2 separate regions of the Homo sapiens genome follow, and region 1 is linked to region 2. A link is an interaction called in ENCODE POLR2A ChIA-PET data of the cell type or tissue named here. Cell type or tissue: GM12878. All regions are shown on one strand. Each heading gives the region's core, and the rest is flanking DNA. Links, peaks and the distances in the headings are about the cores only.

What was found. ChIA-PET counts read pairs that join two places held together with the same protein. Peaks named below come from ENCODE experiments on the same cell type or tissue, not always from the same donor. Only the 100,000 strongest peaks of a DNase experiment are listed, where the experiment ranks them.
Region 1: POLR2A ChIA-PET joins it to region 2 with 6 read pairs; 3 of 35 experiments call an interaction of 5 or more read pairs at or near these places.

What each region holds. Positions count from the first base shown.
Region 1 is chr5:109,733,265-109,749,610 of GRCh38, reverse strand. The region is part of intron 4 of MAN2A1 (mannosidase alpha class 2A member 1); the gene reads right to left. Among named protein-coding and RNA genes, the nearest start is that of MAN2A1-DT, 50 kb to the right of the region's middle. In GM12878, for the core only: no CTCF peak of the experiment used is centred there; a DNase peak (open chromatin) is centred at 9,100.
Region 2 is chr5:109,784,526-109,800,871 of GRCh38, reverse strand. MAN2A1 (mannosidase alpha class 2A member 1) reads right to left here. Exons shown (of 22, transcript NM_002372.4): 10 at 15,946-16,128; 11 at 11,824-11,938; 12 at 11,345-11,412. Among named protein-coding and RNA genes, the nearest start is that of LINC01848, 90 kb to the left of the region's middle. In GM12878, for the core only: no CTCF peak of the experiment used is centred there; no DNase peak of the experiment used is centred there.

The DNA of each region.
Region 1 (16,346 bases), core at 6,712-11,711, 53 kb after region 2:
GCCAAAGTGAAAGGATATTGGGTAAGTAAGGGAAACAAAGGTATATGTTTATCTAACAAATCCAGAAACTAAGAAACCAGGAACTAATTTTCAAAATTAACAATACTTGTCTTTCACTTTTTACACTGAGTTGACTTGTAACTAATGGTAAAAGACATTAAAATACCACCATGTTTCTATTTCAATGATGAGAAATTTGATACAGAAAGCTTAAGAAAATTACTGATCAAAACTAAGCTGAGCATATCTGTCATTCCGCATTTTACCTAAAATGCAGAATTTACTGCAAAGCACAACAAGCTGCAAATCATTTTCTCTGAGTGTCACTTTTTCCCCTATGTAGAATCATCAGACATTTGGAATTTGGTCACACACAGAAGGACACACTCAAAGAGCTTTTCTCCCTAATGGGGAAATTGTTACAGACAACTTAGTAGCAAACAATGCATCATTTAGCAAGCTTCAAAGAATCACAAATTAATTTCACATGAGAAAACCAGCTGAATTTCTAATGACACATCTGGAGAAACAGGAAATAATACAAGATGACATACAGTATTTCATTCTTAAATTTTAAAAAAATTTTAAATGAAAAATTCAAAAACACAGAAGCTCCCAATGAATCAACTTATATCCTAAAGACATTCTGCTAATCAGATTGTCTGATTCATATTCCTTTCCTGGAGAATATCTAGTAGGCAGGGAAAAAGATTTGTTTTAAAGCCCCTTATATAATGATAGGAGAAACTCACTGTATACTTTTGAACATTGTTGACACATATCTATACAGATTAGTGTATGAGGAACAGAGGGCAAATCAGTCATCTCTCATCATTTCTTCCTCATTGCAATCCAGCCACATGCCCTTCTTTCAGCTAGCTGTCCATGCTGTCTATCTGCCTGGAATGTTTTCCCTTCAAATATTTGCCTCATTGGTTCTTACAGGTTCATTAGGGGCTGTTACTGGCCACCACATTCCACCCAAATCCAGCCTGAACTGTTATCTTACAGAAAATCTAACTTTTCTTCCATAACATTTACAACAAAATTTAATTGCATATTTGTATGTCTACTATCTTTCTATTCCAACAGGCTGTAAGTACCATGAGCGCAGGAATCACATCAGTTTTGTTCATCATTTAACACTGATTGTTCCTATTAGCATAAAATTGTAAGAAATGGGTACTGATAATGCAAAAAAAAAAAAAAGGCAAAAGATACAATGCAGATATTTCAGAAATAACTGGCTCATAAAAATGACAAGAAATTTAATCTCACTCATAAGGAAATGCAAGTTAAAACTTCATTAAGATGCCACTTTTCACCTATCAGATAAGAAGATCAAAAAGTTGTATAACATACTGTGATGTTAAGGATGTAGACATAAGTAGTCTCACATACTGCTGGCAATAACTATCAAACTGTAAAATGCATATGTACTTTCATCCATGCTCACTGAAAATAAGTCAGAAAATATTGTATTTTAAAATAAGAGCATTATATATACTAAAGACAAAAGATACACTAAATATATTACCAAGAGGCCAGAAAATCGGGAGTAGTTAAATAACAAGTCCCATTCACATAACAGACTTTACTAAAAGATTCTCCAAGATACATGTTTAAAAAGCACGGTACAACACCCATTAGGGATGCCTATTACTTAAAATAATAAAACAGCAAATAAGTGTTGATAAGGATGTGAGGAAACTAGAAATCTGTGCATTGCTGGTGGGATGTAAAATGGTACAGTAGTATGGAAAACAGCATGGTGATGAAAAAATTATGCACGAATCTTGTATTACACATGTCCTTATACTGCCCTTTGATTCCTTGGTGCAATTCCACATTATTCCCAGGCAGTATACCCTATAGAAAAAGCATGTCAACTTGCTTGTTCTAAAACAATTTGGGGAAAGCCCTAGAGAATAATGTTTTAGGCAACAAAGAGGACAAAATCATACAGCTAAATGTTGATTATATTGTCAGTCAAATGAAACTGCTGTACCCACCCTCTCCCCCCAGCTCTTTGTTACCTTTGTATAAAATTAGATTATAAATAGAGATCATGGATACAAACAGATGTTTTCAAAGATAAAAGTTAAAAAATTACCTAGATCTCCAAAAGTAAGAGATTAGTCAAGTTAACTCATCCATACAGTGACAGAACATTATTCAGCCATTAAAAACGATATCACAGAAAACTAGTGAAATTCATAAATGTTTATAATGTATTTTGCAAAAAAGCATGACATAAAAATATAACAAAAATACAAGAAGCACACATACAGAATTACTGCCATTTTCATGTCAATGCTTATCATGCTCATATTTATGTCTATGTAAAATATTTAAATGTTTTACTCTGCCAAAAAAATACACCTAAATGACAGTGATTAAAAAAAAATTAAACATAGAATTATTATGTGATCCAGCAGTTCCATTTCTGGAGATGGAAAGAAGGGACCTGGACAGATATCTGCACACTCATATTCACAGCAGCATTATTCACAGTGGCCAAAACGTAGAAACCACCCAAATGTCCATCAAAGGATGAATGGATAAATAAGCTGTGGTATGTATTAGGTTGGTGCAAAAGTAATTGTGGTTTTTGTCACTACTTTCAATACATACAGGGGAATATCATGTAGCCTTAAAAAGGAAAGAAATTCTGATACATGCTACAACATGAATGAGCCTTGAAGATACTATGCTGAATGAAGTAAGGCAGACAGAAAAGGACAAAAATTATATGATTCTACGTACATAAGGCACCTAATAGAGTAGTCAAACTTGTAGAGACAGAAAACAGAACAGTGGTTGCCAGGAGCAAGAGGAACGGGAATTACTGTTCAACAGGTACAAAGTTTGCATTTGGGGTGATGACAAAGTTCTAGAGATGGATGGTAGTAACAGCTGCACAATGATGTAAATGTTGTAATGCTACTGTACACTTAAAAATTGTTAAAATAGTAAATTTTATGTTATGCTTATTTACAATTTAAAAAATAGACCCACTCAAAAAAAAAAAAAAAAAACCAGCACAATGTGCATGGCATGCTATCATTGTATAATATATATGCCTATGCCTTTATGTACATGTGCATATGTTTTCCCATACATCCATAAAATAAATAAGAGCCTGGTCATAGTAGTTACCTCCTGTGAAAAGAGCAAAATGACAAGGAGACAGGAGTGGCTGAGTACCTTACTTTTCATTGTGTATCCTTTGTATATATTGGGGCATATATTAAAAAGTAAATTAAACTAAATTTTTTTCTGAACTATAAATGCTATAACCTGTGTCTCCTAAGCACTGAAAACTAACAAAACTGAGGCCAGACGCGGTGGTTCACATCTGTAATCTCAGCACTTTGGGAAGCCAAGGCTGCCAGATCACTTGAGGTCAGGAGTTCAAGACCAGCCTGGCCAACATGGCGAAACCCCATCTCCACAAAAAATACAAAAATTAGCTGGGTGTGGCGGCACATGCCTGTAATCCCAGCTACTCGGGAGGCTGAGGCACGAGAACTGCTTGAACCTGGGAGGCAGAGGTGGCAGTGAGCCAAGACTGCAATACTGCACTCAGCCTAGGCAACAGAGTAAAGATCTGTCTCAAAACAAAACAAACAAAAAAAAGTAACAGAACTGTAGCTTAAAAATAGTCATGAAAATTTATTTAAAAATGTCTTGGGACCAAGTGCAGTGGCTCACACCTATAATCCCTGTGCTTTGGGAGACCAATGCAGGAGGATCACCTCAGGCCAGGGGTTTGAGGACCAGCCTGTGAAATATAGTAAAACCTATCTCTACAAAATTATAAAAATTGGCTAGGCATGGTGGCCTGCACCTGTAGATCCTAGCTACTCAGGAGTCTGAGGTAGAGTATCACTTGAGCCCGGAGTTTGAGGTTGCAGTGAGCTATGATAGTACCACTGCACTCCAGCCTGAGTGACAAAGACCCTGTCTCTAAAATTAATTAATTAATTTAATTTAATAGAAATAAAAATAAATTTCTCATATGGTTCAATAATTTCTGCAAAGTTTTAATAAGCAGGGGATGTACTTTAAATCTTTCACTGTATAGTAAACAATACTTTATTCATAAAATACTCATTCAAAATAAGTTGAAAAATGTGAAAGACGTTAAAGAATAAAATTTAAAAACTCACTACCTTGATATATATGCACAAAGGGTTATGGGAGCCAGAGTTTTTAACCAAGTTAATTTACTTAACATTATACCATGAGCATCTTTCCATATCAAGAGAGACATATATCATTATGTTTACTGTATTGTATTATATTATTGTATTTATTGTATTGTATGTTTATATTGTATTACATTTTCTAAAATATTTTAATTGAGATATAACAATATACAATACACATATTTTCAGTCTCATGAATTGTGACAACTGTAATCACTATCCAAAATAATATAGACTACTTCCACCAATTCAGAGAGTTCCCTCATGCCCCGTTCCAATCCATGCTCGCCCACTCACCCTGCCCCCAAAAAACACTCTGACATTCCATTTCTATCACAATAGATCAGTTGAGTCTCCTCTCAGAATTCATAAAATGGAAATCAAACAATATTTACTCTTCTGTCTCTCTTCTTCTGCTGAACATTTGTGAGACTCATCCATATTACTGTGTATTTCAGTAATTTATCATTTTTTTACTGCTAGGTATTCTGTTGTATGAATATACAACAATTTTTTAATCCATCACCTGCTGAAGGACATTTAAACTGCTTGCAGTTTGAAGTTACTAGGAAAAAGCCTGTATGAAAATGTCTGTACAAGTCTTTTTGTGAACATTTTTTCATTTCTCTTGGGTAAATTGCTAGGAGTGGAGCCCCCAGATCACATGGTATATATTTTAAGTTTGGAAAACTCTTTGGAGGCTTTTCAGAAAGTCGCCCCCATTTTGCATTCCCACCCGCAACATATGAGTTTCTGTTGCTACACATTCTTGCCAACTTTTGACGTTGTCATCTTTTTTATTTTAGCCATTCTAAAAGGGTTGGAAACAGTATCTTCTAGAAGTTTTGATATGTATCTCCCTGATGGCCAAGATTTACCCAGCTTCTACACACACACCCTCGCTGCCCACCCTCCCCAACTGCTGCTGTCTAATAAACATCTTTCAGATGTTCAAACATGCCCTTGTTAATCCCTGGCCCATAATCACCATTCTCTTCTCACAACCTAAAATTCCTTCTCTGCCCTCTGACACCCACTTCTTGACTGGCTAGTTCTAGTCATCATTCAGGTTTAAGCTTGAATATCATTTGCTTCAGGAGGCCTTCCAAGACCCCCTTCTTGCCTCTATAGAAGAAAACCCTTTATTATTATACTGTGTTTAATTACATGTCTTCCCTGCTGTTTTCTGAGGGCTGGGACCAGGTCAGTCTTGCTTACCTCCTACATTTCTGGAGCATAACACAATAAATATTTGCTGAATGAATGGTAGAAGTAAATAAGGGAAGGTTTCAGAGATGAGGTAATATTTCAGCTGAGTGTTAAAAATGAGTAAGACTGAAATTATCCACTGCACAAAAGGAAAAAAATAAAAATCCAAGCTGAACACAGGCAAATTCCTAAGAAGCACAAAACGGCATGTGTCTGAGGACACCCGTGGCTCAGAATGCCTGAGTAGAGTGTGAAGCAGGAAGTGACTGGAGATAAGGATGAGCAAGTCGGGAGGAATCAGACAGAAAAAGTCAGTATGTGTCAGGCAAAGGATAGTGGCCTGTGCCTTTTGAGACTGAAGCACCACAAAGCATTTTAAAGCAAACATGGTGGGACTCACATATTAGAAAACTAACTCTGTTGATGAAATGGCAGACACTTAGAAGTGGCACAGCTGGAAATGGAAAGGCCATTTGGAGGTTTTCACAATAGTACGAGACAAGAGCAATGGAGACGAAAAGCAGGGGTCAGAGTCTGGAGACACTGAAGAGGCAGAAGTCACAGAGTTTAGGGACTAACTGGATGTCACAGGAAAGGGAGGTGGAAAGGCAGAGCACCACAGAGGTGAAGATTATTTGCCCACTATTTCTGGGGCAAGACTGCCTGGCTTGGGTCCTATTTCCACACTTACTAGCTGGGTGACCTTAGGCACTTTCCTTAACACCTCTGCTTCAGATTCCTCAACAGGAGAATGAAGATGATAAAGAACCTTAACTCAAGAGAATGCTACAGGATTGGCTGAATAATTAAACGAGTGCTTATCTCTTACTATTGCCACTAACTAGAGAACAAGAAGTCCAGGTTGGATCTTTAGATCTGGAAGTAGTCCAAATGCCTGGTAATTAAAACAACAGTGTGGAAAAGCATGCAAAATGAAGAAAACTAAGCAGTGTTCCCCAACAGGCGAGAACAGGAACATTGGGGAAGTAAGCAGAAGAGGAAATCAGAGAGGTGATGAAAAATGAATGGTCAGCAGTGCCAGAATAGACCCGAAAGTGAAAGAGCTCAAGGTCACTTCAAAGCCAAAAGAGGACAGAATTTCGAGGAGAATGGAGTGATCGATGTCAATGCTGCAAAAAAATCCTCTCTGAGGCTTGAGAAAGTATCCAAGGGATGGGCAGAGCACCTGAGAAGTCCCTCATGGCTTTTACAGGTCTCCATGACATAAATAGATGCCAGTGGTTGAAGGGAATGAGAGGTGGAAGGATAGCCGTCTCACTCAAGACGAACTGGAATTGAAAAGGTAGGGATAGAACATATGCTTTCTAAAATAAACGTAAACCACTGCTTCAACTATTAGAACTAAAGTTATTTTAGACCCTGGTGCATTGCTTTCAGTGCTTTGATGAAATGCTAAATATCTTTAGATTCTAAACTCAATCCAAATCTGCAAATGACTCTGAATATCACAAGACACACTGTAACTTCCCATTGCTCTATAAATTTTACAGCAACCTTCAGTTAAATACCATAAAATCCAACCTGTATAAAACGTATAATGAATTAGTCTGTTTAGGAAGATTAATAGTCCAATTTCTTAGAAAACCCAAGATGCACATTAGTTAAGTTTGGATTCTTATTTAAAAATGTAACATCAAATATTTCTCTGATTTCAAGAAGCAAGCAGAGATAGTTGAGAAGACAGTGGAAGGTTCACTTAAATATAAACCTAGGGGAAAAATTGTAAGAAGATAGTACAAAGATTATATAAATAAAGAGTTTGCATTCTTGCTAAAGCAATGAAACCCACCAATTTGGTGAAGATAAAAAATCTATACTAACTGATGGTACCTTCATCTCAGCACACATTTGGAGCCCCTTTTCACACTAAAAGATCCACAAAGAGAAACTGGTCAAGACTTTGGTGAATATATAAACTGTTCTTAGGTTCTAATAATTCGTGGGTTTCTCCACTCAACACTGGTCTCAATAGCAAGAGCAGATGCAATATAAAAGCTGTTCCAATATCTCAGAGCCCAGAGAGGAACAATGAATATGTAACATGCTGTGTGCTAGTCAAAGGAAATGCTAAGGCTAATGTTTCAGCTGCCTGACTCTCAATAAGGGTTCACATTTTGATGTATTATAAACATCATGCAGTATTTAACTGCATTTAGCCAAAAAATATTCAAATGTGAAGCCTAAAAAGTTTTAAAAAATTACACCACCAGTCATTTTCAAAATAAAACAAGCATAGAAAACAATACACTGATTATTTAATGGAAGGCAGCTTCTTTTAAATCCACTGGATATGTATTACCAGTAGGTACTATGATTATAATTGATTAAATTATTTCAGATCACACAAAAAAACAGAAAATATAGATGTTGTTTACGTAGATCTCTCTTTAGTTAACTAGATTTTCACTTTTAAAAGCTTATAGAGTTGAATAATAATGCTGCTGGGGGAGGGGATAAGAATCAAACAAGTCACTGCTAGAATAGATTATAAGGATCATTTGAGTTTTGTTTCTGTTAAGTTCCCACAATCAATTGGTATTCTTCAGGGACAATGAAAGCTTACGTGGAACTCTGCTGGAATTAACAGGTTCTGCTCTGCAACAGCTAGCTTGCAAATTTAGGTACAGATTTAATCCATAGCTCATCTTCAAAAAGAGAAAAGCCACTGCATAAGCATTACACTAGAAGTCACACAAAAAAATCTATTAGTAATGCCACTTAGTACAAGCTCAGAATTTAAATAACAGGAGCAAACTTAAATATCTATTAAGTTTTCCTCCAAAAACATACATTTAAGCAACTAACACTAAGAATGTTTTGTTCAAGTAAGTGGGGGGGAATGCTATTACCCTAGTTCTAAAAACAAATGTAATAAGTGAATAAAAGTGAATTATTACAGCTAGAAGAGAGAGAACTTTAGCAAATCTTGACCAGAAACAGAATTCATCTGCACTAATCTGGCTATAAAACCATTTTTCCTTCAAGCAAAATGATACTGTTCACGATCAAGCCTGTATTCCAGAATATTTTCCAATGCCAAAAAAGCTGTTCTCACTCAGAAGGAATCTGAGTGAGACAAATCTGAGTGAGACAAAGATTGAGCACTAGATTCTAATCTGCAGTCCCCTCCAATATCTTACCATATTTTATGTGTAATATTGGACTGATGCATGAAATTGCCATTTTTGTATATCAAAAGTAGTCAAATATTGGCAATTTTATATGGTTCAACCTAAGAAAAATAACCAACAGAATAAAAAAAAGAGAGAGGGGAGGAAAATTTGCATCCAGGTAGAGTCAGGAGAAACAGGCCATCCGCAGGCCATAAAATTGGCAGCATTTCTGACAGATATGGTAAAAGTAAAACTGAAATAATTCAAGTACTGACCTGCAACTGCCCTGCATGAAAAATCAGCATGGAATCCCAGCATAAATAAGAAGATTCTGAGAGATTCGGTCAACAGCTCCTAAACTGAAGGGCCAAGGGCTGAGGCAAAGCTGAGTCTTGGGACAGATACTAATCACAGACTCTTCGCCCTCATGGCACTTGTGTGAGTCCCCCTCTGCAGAAGTCTCTCTGCCCATGCACTGTGACTGCTGCAGAGGCAGTCTCCTTAATGAAGCCATGCTGGGAGAGAGCCAAGCATGGCTGGCCTCACCTGACCACAAGCAGCCAGCAGCAGACCCAGTTTCCTTCTGAGGTGGCTGGACTCTGTGAAGCAGCACATTCAGACACACATCTCCTACCTGGCTTACAGGCCACACAAAAACAAAGCTAGAGGGAGAAAGCCAGCCCCAGGCTCAGCAGCTACACCAAAGAAACAGAAAACCTTTCATAGATGGGGCACTCCTTTTCCAGATCTTCTCATAGCCCCAGCTCCTCTCTTCTCTCACTCTGTCCTATTTACAACCAGGACACCTTCCCCAACTGCTGATCCCTGATTCTCATATAATCTTGCAGGATGTAATTCTCCAACAGAGGAACTAAGGAGACGTTGTAAGTTCCTATCAGCTAGCTTTCTGGTTTGCAAGCAATACAAACTGATGCTGGATACTGTCTTGAACACACAGAACTGAAGACAGGCTAAAAGTCCAGGCTTAACAAAGGGCTGGAGGAAAATGAGAAATCATGCTGCAGGGAACACAGGGATCTTATTACAGGAAGAGTCTTGCAAATGCAAGGTGCTGTGAGGAATGACCAGTAAACATTCTTCTGTGTCTGCTTCCCTCCCTCCATCTGTCAGCCCTCACTTCGCTCTCTAAAGATTCAAAGCCCTGGGAAATAATATGCTGATTAACTGAGCTCAGGTCACAGCTGACTTGTCTGGGCTAGGCAACAAGGAAGAGGAGCTGACTTCCTTGGGTGAGAGACCACTTCCCAAAAGGAAATCAGGTGAAGTGGATGCTGGTCAGCCAGTAATAACTAGTACCCACAGCAAGGAAACTGAAAGTATATGGTTAGAAAAGAAAGGGATTCAAGGCAAGTTACACCATGTTTTGGGACAAATTCCAGGTGTGGATACAGCTGTTGCTGCTCACGGATAAATAAAAAAGGAGGGAAATACTTGGACTTACGGACAACAATACAAAAAGCACAGAAGTAAAGTTAGAACCAAATACTCAAAGCCAGAAAAGACTCAATACCAGAGTACTGAACCGAGGGAGTGGCAGGGAAGACTCTTGGGAAAAATCTCCCAAAACACAGTAAATACAACAAATTAAAAATGCATATGAAAAAGAGAGACTAGAGACACAATAACAACGTACTTGAATTCTAAAACAAATGAAACAAAAGCAGTAGTAAATCAGTAAGTACAGAACACATAAGCTAAAGAAACATTTGAATTGATAGGTGGAAATCTTAATGAAAAGTTATACTACCTAGATATATAACTTAGTGAAAATTTGAAATTTCATAAATAAAGTAAGTGAGCATGGGGAAAAAGTTACCTTCAATGAAGCATTATATAAGAAAGCTTTAAGAGAGAAGAGAAAAAAAAATTACAGTTAAAATCTTCCCATTATACGGACTGAGCACAGTGGCTGATGCCTGTAATCCCAGCACTTTGGGAGGCTGAGGCAGGTGGATCACTTGGGCCCAAGGGTTCAAGACCAGCCTGCGCAACATGGCAAAATCTCATCTCTACAAAAAATACAAAAATGAGCCACCGTGGTGGTGTGCGCCTGTAGTCCCAGCTACTGGAAAGCTGAAGTGGGAGGATCACCTGAGCCCAGGAGGTTGAGACTGCAGTGAGCTGTGATCATACCACTGCACTCCAGCCTGAGAACAGAGTGGGACCCTGTTTCAAAAAAAAACAAAAACTAAAAGAAAAGTCTCCCATTATAGAAGACTTCAGCATTAAAAATTACATATGGTATCCAGGAGAAATACTCAAAGTCTCAAATAAAAGTTAAAAAAGCACTAATGTTTATTGGGGTTTTAAAATGTGCCAGGCATTGTGCTAAGCATGTTGTCTGAATTAATTCAATCCTCACAAAAACCAAATAAAATTGGTTTCAATATTATCCTCATTTGACAAATGAAGAAACTGAGGTATAGAGAAGTTAAATAACTTGCTCAAAGCCACACAGTAGATGGGACTTGGCAGAATTTGAACCTAGGCGGACTGGTTCCAGTTCCCAGCCTTTAGAACCACCAAGCTGACTGTCCTTCAAGTAAAAAGGACAGCAAACTCAAGCAAACGAACAACAAAAGAGTGGTAGTATAACAATATTAATTATAAAAAAGAGAAAAGATGGTATCAATGATGATACATACAGTTTACAATGAAGAAAAATAAATCTTAGTCTAGGAGTGCCCACCTTGCAGTCCCTGTCCCATAGTAGACGTTCGGGAAGTGTCTGTTGAATGAATGAATGAGCTAATACAGAAGCCAACAAAGATCAGGCAAGAATGGAAAAAAAAAAAAAAAAAACATAAAATACCCAAAAAATAAAAGCTGATAGGGGAACAGTAGCAAAAAATAAGTACAGTCAGTTCTGCCATAAACACTTGTTTCAAAAATGGGAATGAGTTCCCAGGTGATTGATTACATGAGGAAATAAATTTTGCCTTGCTTATGCACAATTTAGTCTCCAAGAAACATTAGATGAAGGTACAAAACTTCACGCAGCTGAACAAAGCTGTATAAGGAATGCACAAAGCACACGCACACACCTCAAACATCTACCAGCTCCCTCAGTTCATCAAGGGTTATGAGCCACAGTCATCCACATCTGCTATTCAACTTTCCAAAAGATTTCAGCTAACCTACTTGCCATCACTTCTCAGTAATAACTCGAATCTATACTCCTTCCAATACACCCTTCCACAAGCAAACTTTAGGCCTTTTTCAAGGTAAACTGACATATATATTTATGCATTTTTTAACCAATTTAACACAGGTAAAACTGGATTAGCATCTTTATTAGGTTTCCATGTTCTGTGTGTGTCTACATCACTAATGAAGTTTTAGAGTGCTACACTCTAACGATACTTTTTCATGAGCCCTGGGTTTAATATTGCACAATTTTGCATAACATTATTTTTAAGAACGTGTATGCAATATGACAGCAAAACTGACTGTACGAAGATAAAAACAGTAGTTGTAAAATACGGAATTAGCAGATACCAAACTCTATATTCTACAAACCCCACCTTTTCAAACACCAGTAGAAGCTTCATCAACATTGATCACACATTAAGTAACAAAAAAAAAAAAAATTCAAAAATCTCTAAAGAATAAAAAGTATACAGGCCAGGGACAGTGGCTCATGCCTGTGATCCCAGAACTTTGGGAGGCTGAGGCAGGTGTTCAAGAGTTCAAGACCAGAGTTCAAGGCAGGTGTCAGGAGTTCAAGACCAGCCTGGCCAACATGGTGAAACCCTGTCTCTACTAAAAATACAAAAATTAGCCAGGCATGGTGGCAGGTGCCTTAATCCCAGCTACTCAGGAGACTGAAGGAGGAGAACCGCTTGAACTGGGAGGCAGAGGTTGCAGTGAGCTGAGACCACACCAGTGCACTTCAGCCTGGGTGACAGAGCGAGACTCAGTCTCAAAAAAAAAAAAAAAAAAAGAGTATACAGTCCATATTCTATGGCCATAAGACATTAAAGCTAGTTTATAATAAAGTATAACTGGGAAAAAATAGCACTTGCAAATTGAAAATTATTTTTCTAACATACCTAAGTCAAAAAGAAAACAGTAGTACAGTTATTAAATATGTAGGAAAAATACAATAATGAGAAAATAGCATATAAAAACATAAAAGCTAGTCAGACTATTGCTAAAAGGTAAACACACAGATGAACTTATTAAGTGGACTGGCTCATTTAGCATTAGTGAAAGTGAGTAGAAGGAATTAGGAAAGATGAAAGCAGATAGGTCAAGAGTAAAAACTGGTAAAATATAAACAGGTTCTAGGAGGGTAAGGTGGGCAAAAACCAACAAAATTAAGTAAATCAAAATGAAGAAAAAAATCAGATTCCCAAAACAAGTAACAAAAAAGCAAAAATAACTACACATGGGATAAATTCTTAAAATCAGAAACAATCTGAGTAACTATAAAATTATTTTCTTAGAAAATACGAAATATTTTTCATGCTCAAGAAGTAAGGTAACACCTAAAGACCTAAAAAAAACTTTTTTTTTAGAGTTCCGGTCTTGCCCAGTCACCCAGGCTGGAGTGCAGGGGCATGATCACAGCTCACTATAGCCTCCAATTCTTGGGTTCAGTTGATCCTCCTACCTCAGCCTCCCAGGTCACTGAGATTATAGCCATTAGCCACTGCACTTGACAAAAAATTTAAAACTTAATCAAAAAATTGCCTTTATAAAACAAATATCAATGCTTATGTGGTTTTCCAAGACAGTTATTAATGTTTAAAAGGTTGCAAACTAGTGTATCTAAACTACAGATTCAGAAATGCTGATGTGATCTGTTTAGCACTGTGTGAGTGTGTCTGCAACTCTGTGTGTGTGTGTTTATGCATGCATATGTGTGCATATCCTGGTATATTAATCTAAATTAATAGCTAACATTTCAGTGTAAAAACTCTAGGTATTTTACGTAATATTTTGGAATTCTAGTTTGTCTTGAGTAACTGGAGGGATATCCTGACAACTCTGGTTCCAGTAGCAGCACATGCCTAGAGTGGATGTGGCTAGCCCCTTTGGATGAGGTAGTTAATTAATCCCAGTACTGGTAGAAAATATACCCTTCACTTCCTAGTCAAACCTGTAAGCATTTTAAGCCTCCTATCAAGAGGGAAAAAAAAAAAAAAAAAAAAACTCCAATGGAAATTATAAAAAGTCAATTCTCCCCAAATTATCTTTAAATGTTTACATCAATTTTCATCAAAATCCAAAAAGATTACTTTTTTGATGGAGTACGAAGAATTTAACAAATTAATTACAAAGCACTTTGGCAAAATTCAATGTTCACTCATTGAAAGAACTTTTTAATATAGTTAAGAATAATGTGCAGGGAGCAGCCAAGATGGCCAAATAGGAACAGCTCCGGTCTACAGCTCCCAGTGTGAGCAACACAGAAGATGGGTGATTTCTGCATTTCCATCTGAGGTACCGGGTTCATCTCACTAGAGAGTGCCAGACAGTGGGCTCCTGAAGGAAGCACTAAACATGGAAAGGAACAACCGGTACCAGCCACTGCAAAATCATGCCAAATTGTAAAGACCATCGAGGCTAGGAAGAAACTGCATCAACTAACGAGCAAAATAACCAGCTAACATCAAAATGACAGGATCAAATTCACACATAACAATATTAACTTTAAATGTAAATAGACTAAATGCTCCAATTAAAAGACACAGACTGGAAAATTGGATAAAGAGTCAAGACCCATCAGTGTGCTGTATTCAGGAAACCCATCTCACGTGCAGAGACACACATAGGCTCAAAATAAAAGGATGGAGGAAGATCTACCAAGCAAATGGAAAACAAAAAAAGGCAGGGGTTGCAATCCTAGTCTCTGATAAAACAGACTTTAAACCAACAAAGATCAAAAGAGACAAAGAAGGCCATTACTTAATGGTAAAGGGATCAATTCAACAAGAAGAGCTAACTATCCTAAATATACATGCACCCAATACAGGAGCACCCAGTTTCACAAAGCAAGTCATGAGTGACCTATAAAGAGACTTAAGACTCCCACACAATAATAATGGGAGACTTTAACACCCCACTGTCAACATTAGACAGATCAATGAGGCAGAAAGTTAACAAGGATACCCAGGAATTGAACTCAGCTCTGCACCAAGTGGACCTAACAGACATCTACAGAACTCTCCACCCCAAATCAACAGAATATACATTTTTTTCAGCACCGCACCACACCTATTCCAAAATTGACCACATAGTTGGAAGTAAAGCCCTCCTCAGCAAACGTAAAAGAACAGAAATTATAACAAACTGTCTCTCAGACCACAGTGCAATCAAACTAGAACTCAGGATTAAGAAACTCACTCAAAACCACTCAACTACATGGAAACTGAACAACCTGTTCCTGAATGACTACTGGGTACATAACAAAATGAAGGCAGAAATAAAGATGTTCTTTGAAACCAATGAGAAGAAAGACACAACATACCAGAATCTCTGGGACACATTCAAAGCAGTGTGTAGAGGGAAATTTATAGCACTAAATGCCCACAAGAGACAGCAGGAAAGATCCAAAATTGACACCCTAACATCACAATTAAAAGAACTAGAGAAACAAGAGCAAACACATTCAAAAGCTAGCAGAAGGCAAGAAATAACTAACATCAGAGCAGAACTGAAGGAGATAGAGACACAAAAAACTCTTCAAAAAAATCAATGAATCCAGCAGCTGGTTTTTTTTTTTTTCAAAAGATCAACAAAATTGATAGACCGCTAGCAAGACTAATAAAGAAGAAAAGAGAGAAGAATCAAATAGACGCAATAAAAAATGATAAAGGGGATATCACCACCGATCCCACAGAAATACAAACTACCATCAGAGAATACTACAAACACCTCTACGCAAATAAACTAGAAAATCTAGAAGAAATGGATAAATTCCTGGACACATACACCCTCCCAAGACTAAACCAGGAAAAAGTTGAATCTCTGAATAGACCAATAACAGGAGCTGAAATTGTGGCAATAATCAATAGCTTACCAACCAAAAAGAGTCCAGGACCAGATGGATTCACAGCCGAATTCTACCAGAAGTACAAGGAGGAACTGGTACCATTCCTTCTGAAACTATTCCAATCAATAGAAAAAGAGGGAATCCTCCCTAACTCATTTTATGAGGCCAGCATCATCCTGATACCAAAGCCTGACAGAGACACAACCAAAAAAGAGAATTTTAGACCAATATCCTTGATGAACAATGATGCAAAAATCCTCAATAAAATACTGGCAAACCGAATCAAGCAGCACATCAAAAAGCTTATCCACCATGATCAAGTGGGCTTCATCCCTGGGATGCAAGGCTGGTTCAATATACGCTAATCAATAAATGTAATCCAGCATATAAACAGAACCAAAGACAAAAACCACATGATTATCTCAATAGATGCAGAAAAGGCCTTTGACAAAATTCAACAACACTTCATGCTAAAAACTCTCAATAAATTAGGTATTGATGGGACGTATCTCAAAATAATAAGAGCTTTCTATGACAAACCTACAGCCAATATCATACTGAATGGGAAAAACTGGAAGCATTCCCTTTGAAAATGGGCACAAGACAGGGATGCCCTCTCTCACCACTCCTATTCAACATAGTGTTGGAAGTTCTGGCCAGGGAAATTAGGCAGGAGAAGGAAATAAAGGGCATTCAATTAGGAAAAGAGGAAGTCACATTGTCCCTGTTTGCAGACGACATGATTGTATATCTAGAAAACCCCATCGTCTC
Region 2 (16,346 bases), core at 5,288-10,287:
ATTTTCACTCTCTCCACCTCCAATTTTTAGTTATTAGTTTAGCAAACACCTCCTATGTACCAAGCACTTCTTCCATATTTCACTCAACCATTCACAACTTCAATTCAAACAAGTCATCTTCATTTACTCCATAAAACTTGAAAACACAAATTTCATAAAAACTTAAGTTAAAATCCCAGAATTTACCAGCCCTATGTTCTCTATTACAAAAAGAAATGCTAATTTAGGCATCTTTTAAAAATCTTTCTATATAACTTACACATGTAGAATATTTGACCAATTCATTACTGATAAACATTTAAGTCTTTTAAAATATTTGTTCACATGATAAACAAAGCTGAAATGCACGTCCTTTTCCAGAGTTCTCTCCACCTCCATATCTGATTATTTCTGCAGGACAGATTCCCTCTAGTGCAATTCCTAGCTCAAATGCTACTGGCAGTAGGTCATTTTCCTTAAAGATTTGCTAGGCACCATTTTGGAATAATGAACAAGACCAACCCATACCGGCAAGAGGTTTATAGCAAGTCTCTTCAGAGGACTATTACGCAGGCATTTAGTGGGTAAACACAGTCCCATGGAGTCATATGAGAACACTACCTAGCTTCAAGGATCTCAACCAAGTTTCCAGAGGATGTAAGATGTAACATCTAAGCTGAGTTCTAAAAGACAATCAGAAATTTATCAGGCAAATGGTGTATGTGTGCATGTGCATGTCTGTGTGTGTGCACATTCGGGTGCATCTAGAGGTGAAGTCTGAGGTTGTTTTTTTTTTTTTTTTTTGAGACAACAGTCTCACTCTGTTGCCCTGGCTGGAGTGCAGTGGCGCAATCTTGACTCACTGTAACCTCCACCTCCCCGGTTCAAGCAATTCTCCTGCCTCAGTCTCCCAAGTAGCAGGGATTACAGGTGCATGCTACCACTCCCGGCTAATTTTTGTATTTTCTGTAGAGGTAGGGTTTCACCATGTTGGCCAGGCTGGTCTCAAACTCCTGACCTCAGGGGATCCACCCACCTCGGCCTCCCAAAGTGCTGGGATTATAGGGTAAGTCACCATGCCCGGCCAAGATTGGAGATTTTTTGTTGTGATTTGGTTCTTTCGCTTTTTTTTTTTTTTGAGACGGAGTTTTGCTCTTGTTGCCTAGGCTGGAGTGCCATGGTGCAACCTCGGCTCACCACAACCTCCACCTCATGGGTTCAAGTGATTCTCCTGCTTTAGCCTCCCAAGTAGCTGGGATTCCAGGCATGCGCCACCATGCGCAGCTAATTTTGTATTTTTAGTAGAGATGGGGTTTCTCCATATTGGTCAGGCTGGTCTCAAACTCCTGACCTCAGGTGATCTGCCCGCCTTGGCCTCCCAAAGTGCTGGGATTACAGGCATGAGCCACTGCGCCTGGCCTGCTTTTTTGTTTTTTTTAACCCCCCAGGTAGTAAAGATGTAGAGGTAATATAACAAAAAATGGAGTGTCCAAGAATTGATAGTTCTCTGAATTTTTGTGTTCTGAATAGAGTCATTGTGGGGCTGGAGCACATAGTGCAGACTGAGCTGATGCAAGAGATGATGCGAGAGACAAAAATACAGGCACACAAGCCACGTTAAAGAGTCTAGAGTTTATCCTTAGGGTAATGGAAAAAAGAAGGGTTTTGAGCTAAGTTACATCATTGCTAATATTAGTTAAGTGCCTGCTAAGCGCTAGGTCCCATACTATGAAGTTCATACACATAACCGTATTAAACTCCGCCAACAAATGTGTGAGGCAGGGACATCTGTCACAGGGTTATTACCATCACCCAGTGGAGGGACAGTAGCAGTCTGAAGCAGGGTAGTAGCATTGAAGATGAAGAGGACAAATTTGAGACACATTTAAAAAACAGAATGAGGCTGGGTGCGATGGCTCACACCTGTAATCCCAGCACTTTTGGAGGCTGAGGTGGGCGGATCATGAGGTCAGGAGATAGAGACCATCCTGACTAACACGGTGAAACCCAGTCTCTACTAAAAATACAACAACAACAAAAAAAATTGGCCCAGTGTGGTGGCGGGTGCCTGTAGTCCCAGCTACTCAGGAGGCTGAGGCAGGAGAATGGTGTGAACCTGGGAGGCGGAGCTTGCAGTAAGCCGAGATTGTGCCACTGCACTCCAGCCTGGGCGACAGAGCGATACTCCATCTCAAAAACAAAACAAAACAAAACAAAACAAACAAACAAAACACAGAATGAAAAGGTCTAGCATGTGTTTGGATACGAGTTGAAAGTAAAAAAGACAAGATGATCAGGGTAGCCCCATAATTTATTGTCCAAACTAATTTTGAGAGTGAAAGAGGCTAATAGTGAAAAAACTGTCATATCTGGTCACTCTAAAATTGAAAGAGCTTGGGACCACAGAACAGGTTCAAGCAGGGAAGAGGAGTTCCGTTTTAAACACGGTGAAATGGAGCTGCTAATGGGCCATCCCAAGAGAGCTATCCACTTGGCCAGTGGGTCTAGAACTTAGGAGACTTTTCTCAGCAGAGACAGATGTTTGAGGAGTTAACAGTACACTGATAGTAAGTGAAGGCAATGGAATACGAAATATCACTCTCACCAGAAGTTGGTATTTTTTAAATCTTCTTGAAGAAAAACTATTATTTAGGATCTCCTATATGCTCCTGCCTCTCCACCTATTTCAGGCATTAATATAACCTGAAGCTGCAGATCCATGGTGCTGTTAAATTCTATCAAAACTAAATGGACACTTCTACCTTTAGTTTGACAATAAAATTGACAATAATGATTTAGATTTCACTACGTCTAATTGTTTCCAATGCCTTTTTAATTCTTCATTTTTAATTGCTAATTTTAATTCATCTATCAGTCAGCTGAACTGACCTCATCAAGAAATTTTTAAAATTTCTTTTTAAAAATATGGGAAGTGTGCCTGTGGTATAAGTGTTTTCATATCTGAAAATGTCTCTCTACTACCTTCACATATGAAAGATAACTTTGAGTATAAAATGATTTCAAAACTTCATAGTCTTCCTGTCTAAGTCAGTCTAGCGTTTGTTCTATATTATACAATATAGTCTTTCTGCCTGGGCACTTTTTTAATATGTCCTTTTTCCTTTTAGTTGAACTAAGTTACCATGGTGTACTCGGGGTGGCTCTTTTTTCATTTTTATTACCCAGCACTTATCCCTCTTCATCTATAAAGGGAGGCCTTTTCAGCTCAGAAAACTTTTCATCAATTATATCTTTGATCATTGCCTCTGCTGTATTTTTTCCTAAAGTTTTTTAATTCTTTTGTTGGAATCTTGTCCTCCATACCGATCATCATCTTCCTTCTCATTGTTGGCATTTGTCTTCCTTTTGTCTACATTCTTAAAAAAGTATCTCATGGACTTTTTTTTCACATCCATACCCTCTTTCAGTGTCAGCTTTACTCTTCAGCATCACTAGTGAAGATGGTCTGTTATTGCCCCTCCAACAATCTCTCCTTATCTCACTCCTCTCCTCTTCCAAATATTTTCATTTTCATTTTTTGTCATCTTTTTGTTTCAGTGTTTCACCTTGTTTCATATTTCTCAGAGATTATAACTCAAAACTTTTTGAGAGTTCCAGGTCCTCTTTTTTTAAAAAAATTTTCATCTGGTCTCTGTAATAAATCATTTTAATAAGTAAGCTACACTTCTGAGTCTTCATGCTGCACCCTATTTTTTAATCAGTCTGTAGAGCTTTTTCACAGCTCTCCTATGACAACCTTTCAATCACTTATCCTCAAAGAAGTAGACATTTACCTAGACTCTGTGTTTGCTAAAACTACCCTTGGTCCTTTTTATTTTGATATTAGCTGAAGTCCTTCTCTAACGTAGTTAGTTTATTTGACAAATATTTGTTGAACACCTACTGTGTGCCAGGTATTTGCCAGGGGATGCAAAACCAAACAAGCTCTCTACCCTCATGGAGCTGCTAGTCTACCAAGTGAGACACACAATAAGGAATAAATGACATGGCCAGTTTGTTAATAATGTCATGAAGGATGTAAAGAGGATTCAGTGATGGAGAAAAAGAGTGGGTGAATAATAGGCTCACATGCATGGATCCAGCCTGATCGCAAGTTTCCAAAAGGTTTAATATCCAAGGTGGCTGTGCCTGATTGGTATTCAGTCTTCTATACCAGCTCTGATTCTGAACAAAGGGAAGGCTTCTTTCTTCAACAAAGAATATCACAGTATTCTTGCCCATGCCACCACCAACAGCAATTTCCTTGAGCGGACTTTCCTAGCTCAATGATCTATCGTTAAGTTTCCTTGTTCCTGCCTACTTTATTTCTGGCAGATTTAGTCTCCAAATTGATTGCAAAATATGGACACAGTGGAAGCCCTTTCATCAATGTGATCAAGGCTGGCAATAGATCTATTAACAGAAAGAGTTAAAGTTGAGCTGAAAATAAAAGTTAAAGTAGAAGATCATTATGATATGTATGTGTTATTCTTAATATTTTACTTTACCATGAAATATATACATGTATCATATTCAAAATATGCAAATCCTTTGACTATGGAACCAGTAATTGGAGTTTTCATATTTTCTGCATAACCAAACATGTGATAATCTTCTGTGGTTCCAAGCTTAGGTTTCTCTAAAGTATAGCAAGAACTTAAACTCAAAAATGTTAAGAAAATCTGAGTGCAGCCGGCTTCTATATTTTTATGATTTCTTCCCAAATCTTTTGCAGTCATCTCGCCAACATTTATCAGTGACTCACCTTTGCTGAATATTTCCAAAGTCCTCAACTTCATAAAAAAGGGTTTTTATGTAATTCAACAGCGTAATAAAATGGTTTATGAGAAAAAAATAACAACAACTTGTTTAGGAATAAATAACTGATTCATGATAATCACACAACTGAAAGACTGGAGGGAGGGAAGTACATTGGCCTGCTAGCTAACAGCCTGTTAGCTACAAGGCCACATTACCATGGGCACTGAAAAGGAATGAAGAGTGTCAGTTGATCTACTTGGTCAATTAAATGAAGATGGTCAACAGAGACCTTAGGCAGGGAGGAAGAAGAGAAAAAAAAGAAAAGCTACCTAACTTCCTAATAGCCTCAAAAGTAGCACTCTTCCAATAGAAAAATATTTGTTCACTTTTCTAGTTGATATAATACCAGAATTTGAAAGCCTTGGGGGTAGACATTATGAAAAGGAAAAGGAATCATTCTCCATACTTGCTTTAAAAGACATGCAGGTTGCTTTTATTTCTAACTGCTTATCATTAATCAGCAAGTAATTGCATTTTTCAGACCAGTTCTATCAGCTTTGTAGTTTGTGGACATCTTAGATTGTGATAATACACTGACTGTCAAGCCAAGGTTTTGGTATTCCTACAACTGTTCATCATCTTCTACATTTTCATATGAGCTTTAATGGGAAACTAAGAGTCAGTCTCATGGTCTCTAGTCAGCCATCACGTAAACTGGAAGTGTCAACTATTTTTTTAATATAATAGATGTTATTTAATTTCAGTCAATGTGAGGTTGAAACAGTATGTCAGGAATTAATACTCATCATTCCTGATGTCATAAAATACATAGAAATGCTAAGGGTGGGAGGGACTGGAACAAAGGTGGAGCCTTTTCTCCTCATTTCCTCCCCAAGAGACCTTTATATTTTCTTGAAAAATTAGGCAAAATGTAATCCTGTGATGACTGAATTGGAATGGCAAACACCAAATAAGATTATTTTGTATTGCTACCAAGCCATGACTGCTCCAACACTAGTACCAACCACTAGTCAATGCAAATAATTTTTAACATAAAATTAACTAACGTAGCATCTTGCAGGTACCTTGAATTCCTTAAGAAACTTTTGGTTATTTACATAATATAACATATTCCATTCAGTCTTTTGGATAAAGCATCCTTTCTGAAAACACTCCAGTAGACTACAGACAAGATGAAAAGTGCTTCTGGATAATCAGGGAACTAGCCAACCTATACCTTGAAAAAAATCAGAGTTAACACATAACAGAGACAGAACATAGGTGAAAACATACAAATACCTTTTACAAGCAATATATATTTAAACAGAAAAGCATCCTAGAGGACAGTTTATAAACTCATCCTTCAAATCCAATAAAATTCATAAATACACTGTACTATTAATGCCTAGATACAACTAAACTAGACTGGAATACAGAATAGCTTAGTTTTTATGTGTTTAAGAGTCTCTAGGACCATCAGTTACTAATTCCCTCACCAAAAGAAAAGTTCAAAACAGCTTTATTTAAAAGGTAAAAATATCTCAGCTTTTCTCAAAATAACAGAAGCTGGAGAGGGTCCAGGATGTCAAATCCTGTATTCTATTATTGCCTTGAATTCTTTAGGATAATTAAAAAATATAGCCGACCAGTTTCAAGAAAGAAAACCTTTAATCTTACTGACTTTTTACACTCATTTTTCTGTTAACTAATGGAAAGACATTTCTATATACTAGTTTTCTAGTACGTGTCAAGGTTTAAGCTTAAACCATCATAATCCATGAGCTATTAAGGACAGTTCCTGGACTAATTATCGCAGCTAACACTTCCATCTCCTCCACAGTTGAGCACAAAGTGCGCTCCCTCTGTACACTAACAGCTCTTTCACCAGACTCACTTCTCAGACTAGAGCCGCCTTGGTTCAAGTCATGGAATCTCACTTCCGCCGTTAAGCTCCAAATGCCTCTATCAAATAATGCTGCCACAATCTGAGTGGTCAGAATTCTATTTTCCTAGAAATTCCATTTCCAAACAATAAAAATAAGGTTGCGAGTTTGGCTTCTTCATTTAAAACTTATGTGTAAACAACTGGTAGAGATATTAGATATTTTCTAAGACACATTCTTACTTGGTATAAAAATATATTGATAACATAAGAAAAGAAAAAAGCTAGCCTTGAATCCCATTAAACTAATAGATAATTAGTGCCAGAAGAATTGTTTACAATAACAATATTAAAAATACAAAATGTAGAATCAGGCTATGTTGATCATAACAATAAGTCTTACATATAAAAACCAATCTGATAAAGCCAATTCATTCAGCTATTTGGAACTATCTTTTATATCCATCCATTCTGAACATTCACCCAATATCCAATCTTAACGAAGTTAACTCTGTAAGAATGCAATGATGCTGAGATGCAATCTGAAATTTTTCAGGTCTCATGGTATAAAACTAAAATCTTAAATGGACAGTTATACAAATTCCAAGCTTTATTGAATTATGGTTTATCTTTATTTGTAACGGTCTTAAAGTTTACTTAGAAGCACTCTGGCACCCAACCTCCAAATATGAGACCAAAGAACCACCTGAGGAGAATATATACCAGGATACCACATTTTCACATAGAATGTGAACCATGTTCTTCTATGCATATCTGGTGTCTGAAGCTTAATATTCTCTTCAGTCAATATTTAAATGTATTTCAATGAATCTGTAATTACTCTTGCTATGTTGCATATAATACCACAGGCATGATGCTAGAAATAAAGAAATAATTCCTACTCTCAAGGAGTTTACAATCTACTGTGATTAACTTTAAATAATTATACTGGAAGAAACAAGCCAGCATTAACTGCCAGCCATATGAGTGACCCATTTTGGCCTGATCTAGGTAGAAATTTGGGGCTAATAGCATAATGGGATGAGACTTTGGACATCTTGGGAGGTGGGTGAGGTTACTCCGTACATGAAAGGTATGTGAACTGAGGTAGCCTATAGGTGAACTGTGATAGCTAGTCTCCGAAGATGACTACCATCATTCCCACTGCTTCCTATACATGCTCCTCACATCAGGAAATGGAGAGTAATTCCCTCCCCTTGAATCTTGGCTAACCTTAATGACTTCCTTGACCAATAGAATGTAATGAAAATGGCCTTCTAGGACTTCCAAAGCTAGGTCTTAAGAAGTCTTGCTGTTTCTACCCAGAAAACTCACTTTTGAGACTTTCAATCTTAAAACACTCCCCCTTGGAACCAGCCACTATGGTTAGAGAAGCCCAAGTCATATGGAGAGGCCATGTGTAAGTACTGGCAGCTAACAGCTCCAACTGAACCCTCAGCCAACAGGGAGCACTAACTTTCAGCAATGTATATGAGCCCTCCTGCACACTGAGCCCAGTCAAATCTTTGGGGAACTCCAGTCCCAATCTCCAATTGCCTGCAATGGTATGAGAGACCCCAAGCAAGAACTGACCAGCAGTTCTACAAAAACGTGGGAAATATAATAAATTGTATTTAAGACATTAAGTTTTAGATTAGTTTGTTAGGCAATAGTCTACTAAAACATTTGACCATCAGGTCAGACTTTCCTCAATAGGTAAGAAGAAGTACCTAGAGAATGCTGAATTTAGAAGTGACTTTCTCAGAGCTCTGTTTTTGGCTAGATTCCTCTGATAACTTCATGTAATAAATAAGGGGCATAGGAAATTGAAGACAAAAGGGTAAGAAGCTGTTGAAGTAATTCAGGCACGAAGTATGGCTTAGAACCAAAAAGTAACAGGAAAAGAGAAGATGCATTTCACAGATGAGAAAAAAAAGACTCTCCAAGTGATGAAATTTAAGGAATAATAAAAGGTAGAGGTCAAAGTAGGTTCTGGGATTTCAGAACCTAGATAACTAAAAAGATAACAATACTTTTAATCAAGACTGGCATCCAAAAGGAAAGCATGTATGGAGAAAATCAGAGGAACTTAAATTATTGGTGCTGGGAGGTCATCCAGGGAGAACCATTAAACAAGCCAATGGCAATGCGTTATGGGAGGGCTTTTCTTTTTATATCTTAGTTGATATTCTGAAGTATCTGTTTTCTACACAAAAACTACGAATCCACACATGATATAGCTCACATAACTGTGTGAACTAAATTAGGCATATCAACATGTACTAATGTCACTTTAAACAGATCTTGGACTACTTTTTAAATACTTACAAAGTTATGTTAGGTTTATTGCTATAACTAATATTGCCAACAGCATGATCAAATTTACGTGTATTATTTATATTCTATGGGTTTAAGTTAGTATTTCTCAATCTTTTTTACATTATCACCTCCCTAAGGACTCTTTTTAGACATTTACTAATCACCCACATACAATTTTAATGCCACACACAAACTGTTTACCTGTTACGTACTATATCTGTGCTTTATATATTAAAAAGAGTAAGATTTTCTTCAAATCCCCAAAAACCAATTTTCACTCTCTTGGAAAAAATATCTCCCCCATCGAGAATGCATGGTTTATTTAGAGAGATAATTTGTTACTCAAACAGGAACTGTGTTTATAACTAAAAAAAAAGCCAACCCTTACAACATTAAAGAAGACTCATGAAGAATATGACAAAGACTCACAGCCACACCTCTAAGGCTTCCAATTTAAAAACTGAAAAGGGCAATTATTTTACTTTCAGTACCTGCTAAATAAAACAATCAAATTCTTCCATTTTAAAGGCCACTATCATTCCTTCATTGTTCATCTATTTTTACTGACAGATCAGTAACTAAAATAATTTGCAGCTAACAAGTAAAATAGAGATTTTAAAACCTAAAATCTAAGAAGCCCTAACCTATAAAATGGATAATAAGCATAAAAACAAATAAGAATCTGCCAATCAGAAGTATTCCTAATTTACCAACCTACAGAAATAGGAAGTCAATATTTGATAAAAAAAGAACTGTAAAGAAGTAATAGGAAGATAAACCCTATACTATTTAAATAAAAACTATTTAAAAAGAAATATCAAAAAGCAATCATTTTACTAATAGCCCCCGAAATTCCATTTATGTTTACCTGTAGTTAAAACTCCTCAATATGAAAGCTTAAAAATATTTTTCTCTTTCATTAATATACTACATTTCCTAACTTTCTTCTTCTGGCATTAGAAAGGCAAAATTATCAATTATTGTTTGCTAAGGCAAAGACAGTGAAGGAAGGAGATAAACTAAAGGGAACATCTTTTCTTCTGACCTATTATGGTTCCAGCCCTGCCTCACTGCACCCAGCATAAGAGCACCCAGAGATGGGGCACAAATCACTTATATCAGCATATATTATTCTTATAACCAGCAAAAACAAAGATCTTCCTCCACCAAAATATAAAAAGAAAGAAAAGTTAATAGATGAGAGAACTATGCCTAAAGCCAAATAGATTTACTAATGCCAGAGTTTACTAGGAACACAATATTTAAGGAACAGGCATATAACCCCAAATGCATCAAAACATAACTTATTTTAAGACAAAGAAAACATTTTGTAATTTTATAAGAAATATTTCTTTCAGTGTCATTATCCTTTCATCCTAACTATGACCTGGCAATCTGAAAGCTCCTAAGGCTTCTGCCGTGTTACAGAGAACATTAGTATTACTAAAATAAAAAAACTTATTATCTCGTTCTAAGGAATAAGCTGTATACACCTTATGTCTCTACTTACTAAAGAAATTTAGACAACTAAGACTTTAGTCTATGCTTAACAAAAAGTCTCAACTTTACTAGCAACTATAAATTCTTTTTACATTCATTCCATTTATTTTTAAATAATTTTAATAAAATATATTTAGTTGAAATAATGAATTACTCTTTGAAATTATTGTTTTATCCTATAATTGGCAAGAGGAGGTACTAAATATCTTGATTCTGACAGTTAAAGGTTATATTACAAAAAATAACCACTGTGTGCCTGGGTCAACTAGGAAATGACCAACAAATATTTGGTTATTAAAAACAGATACCTTGCTGTTTAAAGAAATACCAATAAAACATAATGCATTTCTTTATAATTATTAGGTAGCCACCAATTAAATGCCCTGGTTTAAGGTCACTGAACACCCTTCCCATTTACTTTAGCATAAATCAATAGTGCTAAAACAAGGCTGTTTCACCAGCAAAATGACAGTTATCTAATAAACAATTTACAGTAGAAACCTTGATCTTCCAATAATAATAAAGTTTCTTCTTTCATATAAAAATAGGATCAGGGATTAATGAAAACAAGGTAGTTAAATGAAAGGTTAATCAAGAAAGGATATAATCTGAAAATTTTATAGAGATAAGAAAATGTTTTATAAGCTATATATTTATCATGCTATACCTTATATCTGTGAGAAATATTGTTATAATAATTTATTCAGCAGTCAATATACTAAGCACTGTGTTAGCTATTGGCACTGAGCATAACACAGTCATGAAAGAAAATCCATTTTTTAGGAGTTTTTTAATTAATAAATTGATTGCCTCAAAATATACGCTAACTAAAAACCAGAACCATAAAACCAAAAACTATTAAGCCAGAAAGTGGTAAACATTTGTAAGAAATTATGAATTTACCTTGGCTCCGCACTCAGCCTTATTATATTTTTTTGTGGCAGAGAATCTTGTGATTTTTGTTTCAAATCCTATAAAAATGAACAGTAATTTTTTAATTTTACTTAACACTCCATGGACTCATCCTGAAACCAGAAGACCATTCAAATTCAAGTTTAGGAGGAACAGATTAAGGACTTATAAAAAGTTAAATATCAAGGGGTTTCTAATTAAAGCCAAGCAAAACAACTAGTTATAATGCCCCAGTTGCCTTACTAACATCTTAATAGTATTCTAAAACCCTACATATTTCACATACTTTGAAATATTTATAGAAAAGATGAACATACAGGTAATTTATATTAAGTGATAAAAATTCTTTCAAATAATGTACAAAAAATTATATTTCAATGTCTTTTTTCATTAAGCTTCTCATCCTCTTTGCTAATGCAAGAACAATGGAATTACACATTTTTATGATGACCATAGATGAAATTACTAACCATCTCCAGGAAGGTATCAGGAGAGTAAGAGTCGTATGTGAGTTTGTCCTTCAAAATAAGAAGAAATGCAGAATTTCCAATTATCTTCTCCAAAACCATTAACGAATGAAAAAGTCTGTAAATCAAAAATTTTATTAGTCTGAGAAACAATTTAAAAATCTGCATACAATATTTTCAGTTTCATTACTAATAGCCAAACCACCAGTATCTTCATCTTGTATTCAAAGTGAAACCTATAATGAATCTATGACAAACCTGCTCTTTTTTCCCCTAGAACTAAGTACATCAGAAGATATAACTGACAAGAATCCATTTAAAACCGAAAGCTTTCTGGACACACCTGAAACACATAAACATAATCAAACTATGTATACTTTCTATGAATATCGCACCAAATAATAATATCCAGTAGGATCACCCCAATAACTTTGAAGCATTCTATCAAAAAAACAATGATTTGCTACTTTAGAAAAAGCTCTAACAAGGGTTTTAACAATGAATAAAAACATGAGATAATTCAGCTCACAAGAAAATTCAATTCGTATACAAGTCATACCCCAAGAATTAAAATAGATGTTTTGTTTAATTTAGTTTCATGTTCTTGTTCAAGAGAACCAGAACAAGAGTTTTTGACAGATGTGAATAATGAAATTGTCTTTATCCCTGTTAAATTTTTTGGTCACTGAAATTACTAACTATATTCAAATTGTATTTTTATGTCTAAGGAATCAAAAGTCTACTGATTCCAGACCAATTCTGAAATACATCCGCTACTGCTGAAGCATTACTCATGGAAAAAGAACTTGCTTGAAGATTTTTTTTTTTTTTTCCTAATTCAGTTACGTTTCTTGAAGGCTCTACAGACCAGGCATCCATAGGCAAATTCATATTGGAGAAGTACGTAGAAACTCCTCGCTAATCACGTTTTCAATTATATTATTTTTTCCAATACAGAAAGCAACTTTGGATCTATGCCTTGAAGACATTTTTGTTGTCATGCAACAACAACAAGAAAACCTATAAAAGAAGTTAACTTCTTTTTTGCAGAGCATTAATATTTCCTTCAGAGATGTAAGTGATCATGATCAATGTTATTAATTAAATACATTTACATGGCAAATCTATAATTTTAATGCTAAAATCTTATGGATTTGAGTTCATGCCATAATCTAACTAAACTTCCCAACATATTCAAATGTTTTCCTAGACAGCATTAAGTGTTTTCACCATACTAAAACACCATACGAATATGGTTCAGTTATGACAGCAAGACCCTCAATCTAAGTTCCTTTCTATTGTCTACAGGGCTATCTTTATTAGGCAGCCTGAATCTGCAGAGTGAAAGTCATGTTCTCCACCACCTAAAACCAGATGTATTAAAGAGTCCTAATTAAACTGAGTGAAAGCCAGGATCAATGTCTGCATCCTAAAGGCACACATGCAGCCTTCTCATAAGATGAGTACTAAAGACTACAGTATATCACTCCCCAAATGTTTTCTCAGGATGTATAGAGCTGCTTTGCTTAAAACAAAACAAAATGAAACACAGTACATTTGGGAAACATTGGGTAAAACAAAATTCTAAACGTTTCAACATTTCATTAATACAGGATTTTTTTCAGGGCCTCTAATTTCCAAACATACACTTATCCTATTAATACGGAATACGGTTCGGGAAAAATCACTTGGGAATCACAGTTTCTTAGTTTGCTGTTATGGTTGTTGTATTAAGGAGATGTTAGCATGTCTGCCACTATATAGTTTGTCTACATTTTAGGACCCTCACGCTCACCCTGTGTTCCGTTTTCTCCCACCTACCTTAATTACAAGTTAGGAATAATTAGCGGAATTCTAAAACATTTCTCTAAATGACCTCATTACCATTTCTTCTTCCCTTCTACATAAGCCACATTATCTATTAATACTTTTAAGCTGACTATTACAAACATTGTCCCAATCTAATTCATTTTTTTCATGCCATGATTAGAATTAATCTCCAAATATGCCATGATGTATTCTTGCTTTCCAGTTTGTAACTATATACACATTCGATCTATTGTTGACAGCATGCTCTCAGATTCCCCCTACTATGGCAGAGGAGAAAGAAGGGCCTGAATGCCTGATGACACTGCAGAGCTGCCATACCAGAACCAGTTGTCTACAGATTTTTTTCATATGACATAAAAATAAGCAGGACAGGATTTATTCTGTTTCTGGTTGCTATTACTCGCAGCCAAATGCACCCCTAATTCATAAACTTGTTCACAGTGATATTTCTGCCAAATTTGAATGAATAGTAGTCATCAGTCCAAGTTCAAGAGAACACCCAATACTAACTACCTCTTTGTTAATAATTCTCTAACTTATGTTTTGAAATTTCCTCCTTAAAATGTCTGTGCTAATGACTTGGTAATTGTTTATGACTTTTCAATGAACTGTGAAGTACTAACATAGCAAATTTACAAATGCCAAGTACAGTTTGAGACTTACTACCTTTTTTTCTCTAACACGCAATTCTACACGGGGAAGTTTTTATAAGCTAAAAGCAACACAAAACATATGGAGGAACCAATGATAGCTCTTCCAGACAGGTCAAGATACAAAAAATCTTCTGTAGCCAAAGCTCAATGACCTATAAGCAAATCTCTTTCGATATGACAGCCAGAGATAGCAAGTGGGCGGTGTAGGAAAATGACTTTTCTATGTCCTCTTAGGAGCTCTACCCTGGTCTGATTCTAAGCAGTCTCACTTTTAAACTCTCAACAAACCAAGCAGGCCAGGAGCAGGTAAGAAGGAAAAAAGGAGGATCTGACCTTACTTTCAAAAATGGTTTCTGTGGGAGAAATACCATCTTTATCATCTAATGAGGGTTTTCTACTTTAACCCCAGATCAACCTCGACAGGTGGGTGTCATATATATTTGCCATTAAAAAATGGAGAAGATATTCAAGATACTACTTTGAATGCATTTTTTAAGGACTGAAATCAACTAATGAAAACCCAAGAATATCTTTTTCCCCCAATTTCTAGAAAGCCAGTCAAAATATTGTAACTAAAAATTTAATTAACATTTACTACAATTAGTAATATAAGTCGTGAGTCAATTTTTTAACATTGATTTTATGTGTTGTATACGCTTTTCTCATCAAGGAGTAGTACTAAGGATATTCACTTTTAAAATCTATTCTTTAAGAAAATCACAGTATATTTTAAATGACTTTAAAATGTTATCAAAGCACAACACTGCTGATAAACAGTATCAGGAAGAATAGTCTAAACTACAGTAAATAAAATAGTCAAAACTCCTTCCCCAATCTAGGAATGCCCCCTGCACTGATCCTAATGAATGAATGGTCATCCAAAGGCTGGCGTGAGGATAGAGAACTCCCTACTACAAAAGGTAAGATTTCTTCCCCCTTATTAGGAAGCTCTGTTTGCCAAGTCCTCTGTTATCTCAGACCATGCCTATACTCATTGTTTCAAAGTCTTTAATATAGAAATAACTTAGCTTCTACTCCCTTGCCCATCTGAGAGCCCTTCAATGAGTTAAAGATGGCTTTGATACCAACACCCAGGTCATCCTTTCTCATTCCCAATGGCTTATATCATCCACATATGATAAGGTTTATAGGTCTTTTTCCTTCCTGGCTATGCTTCTCAGCTTATTATGTCAATATGCCTCTTAAAAAAAAAAAAAGAAGTATACAAGAACAATTGGATATGAAATAGGATGAGATTAAACTGACATACAATGAAGTAGGAATCTTTATCTCTCTACATTATAACTATGTTTTATTTGATGCCAAGTCCTTGGTCAAGAAGATAACTCCAGTCTCCACACTGTTATTTAGAAGAAAATAGGATCAGCTTTAAACAGTAGTAATAATATTTTACTACCCTATTTGCAGAAATGCATTGCAATAAAAAGTTGGTGCAGCTGGGACTCTGTCAACAGATTTCTTAATATTTGAATATCAGTGCTGTTTTGATACAGTAATACTTATGAGGGATATCATTGTTAATGTGGTTTGATATACACTAACAACTTCACCAAAAGATATAATCTTATTACCCATAATTTTAATGATTTTTTTAAAGATGATTTTTCTATAATTAGATTACCTGGTACCATAATCCACAACCACCCAGTCTTTTGCAGTTCCTGTGATAGCATCATGATGTTGAAACAGTCCCAAATTCCTTCTGGCTTCTGTCAGTGCCGTGTAAAGTGATGATGAGAGAAATTTATTTATCTTGTATTTGTGAGCTTGTCTCAGGGCGAAATAGTAAAGAATTTCAGCAGCCCTAATTGCATAAAAGTCATATTTTTATTTTAAAACAAACACTTTAGCTTATAATCTAAAACTTGTGACATTGATACTTTACAAATTTTTTAATCCATAATTGCAGTACAAGCAATTTATGAAAAAGATATTGGTAATAATAGTTCATATAAAACAACCAATGTATCCCGTATAACACATTTACGTTCTCAATCATCAAAGAATACCATGTCTACACTG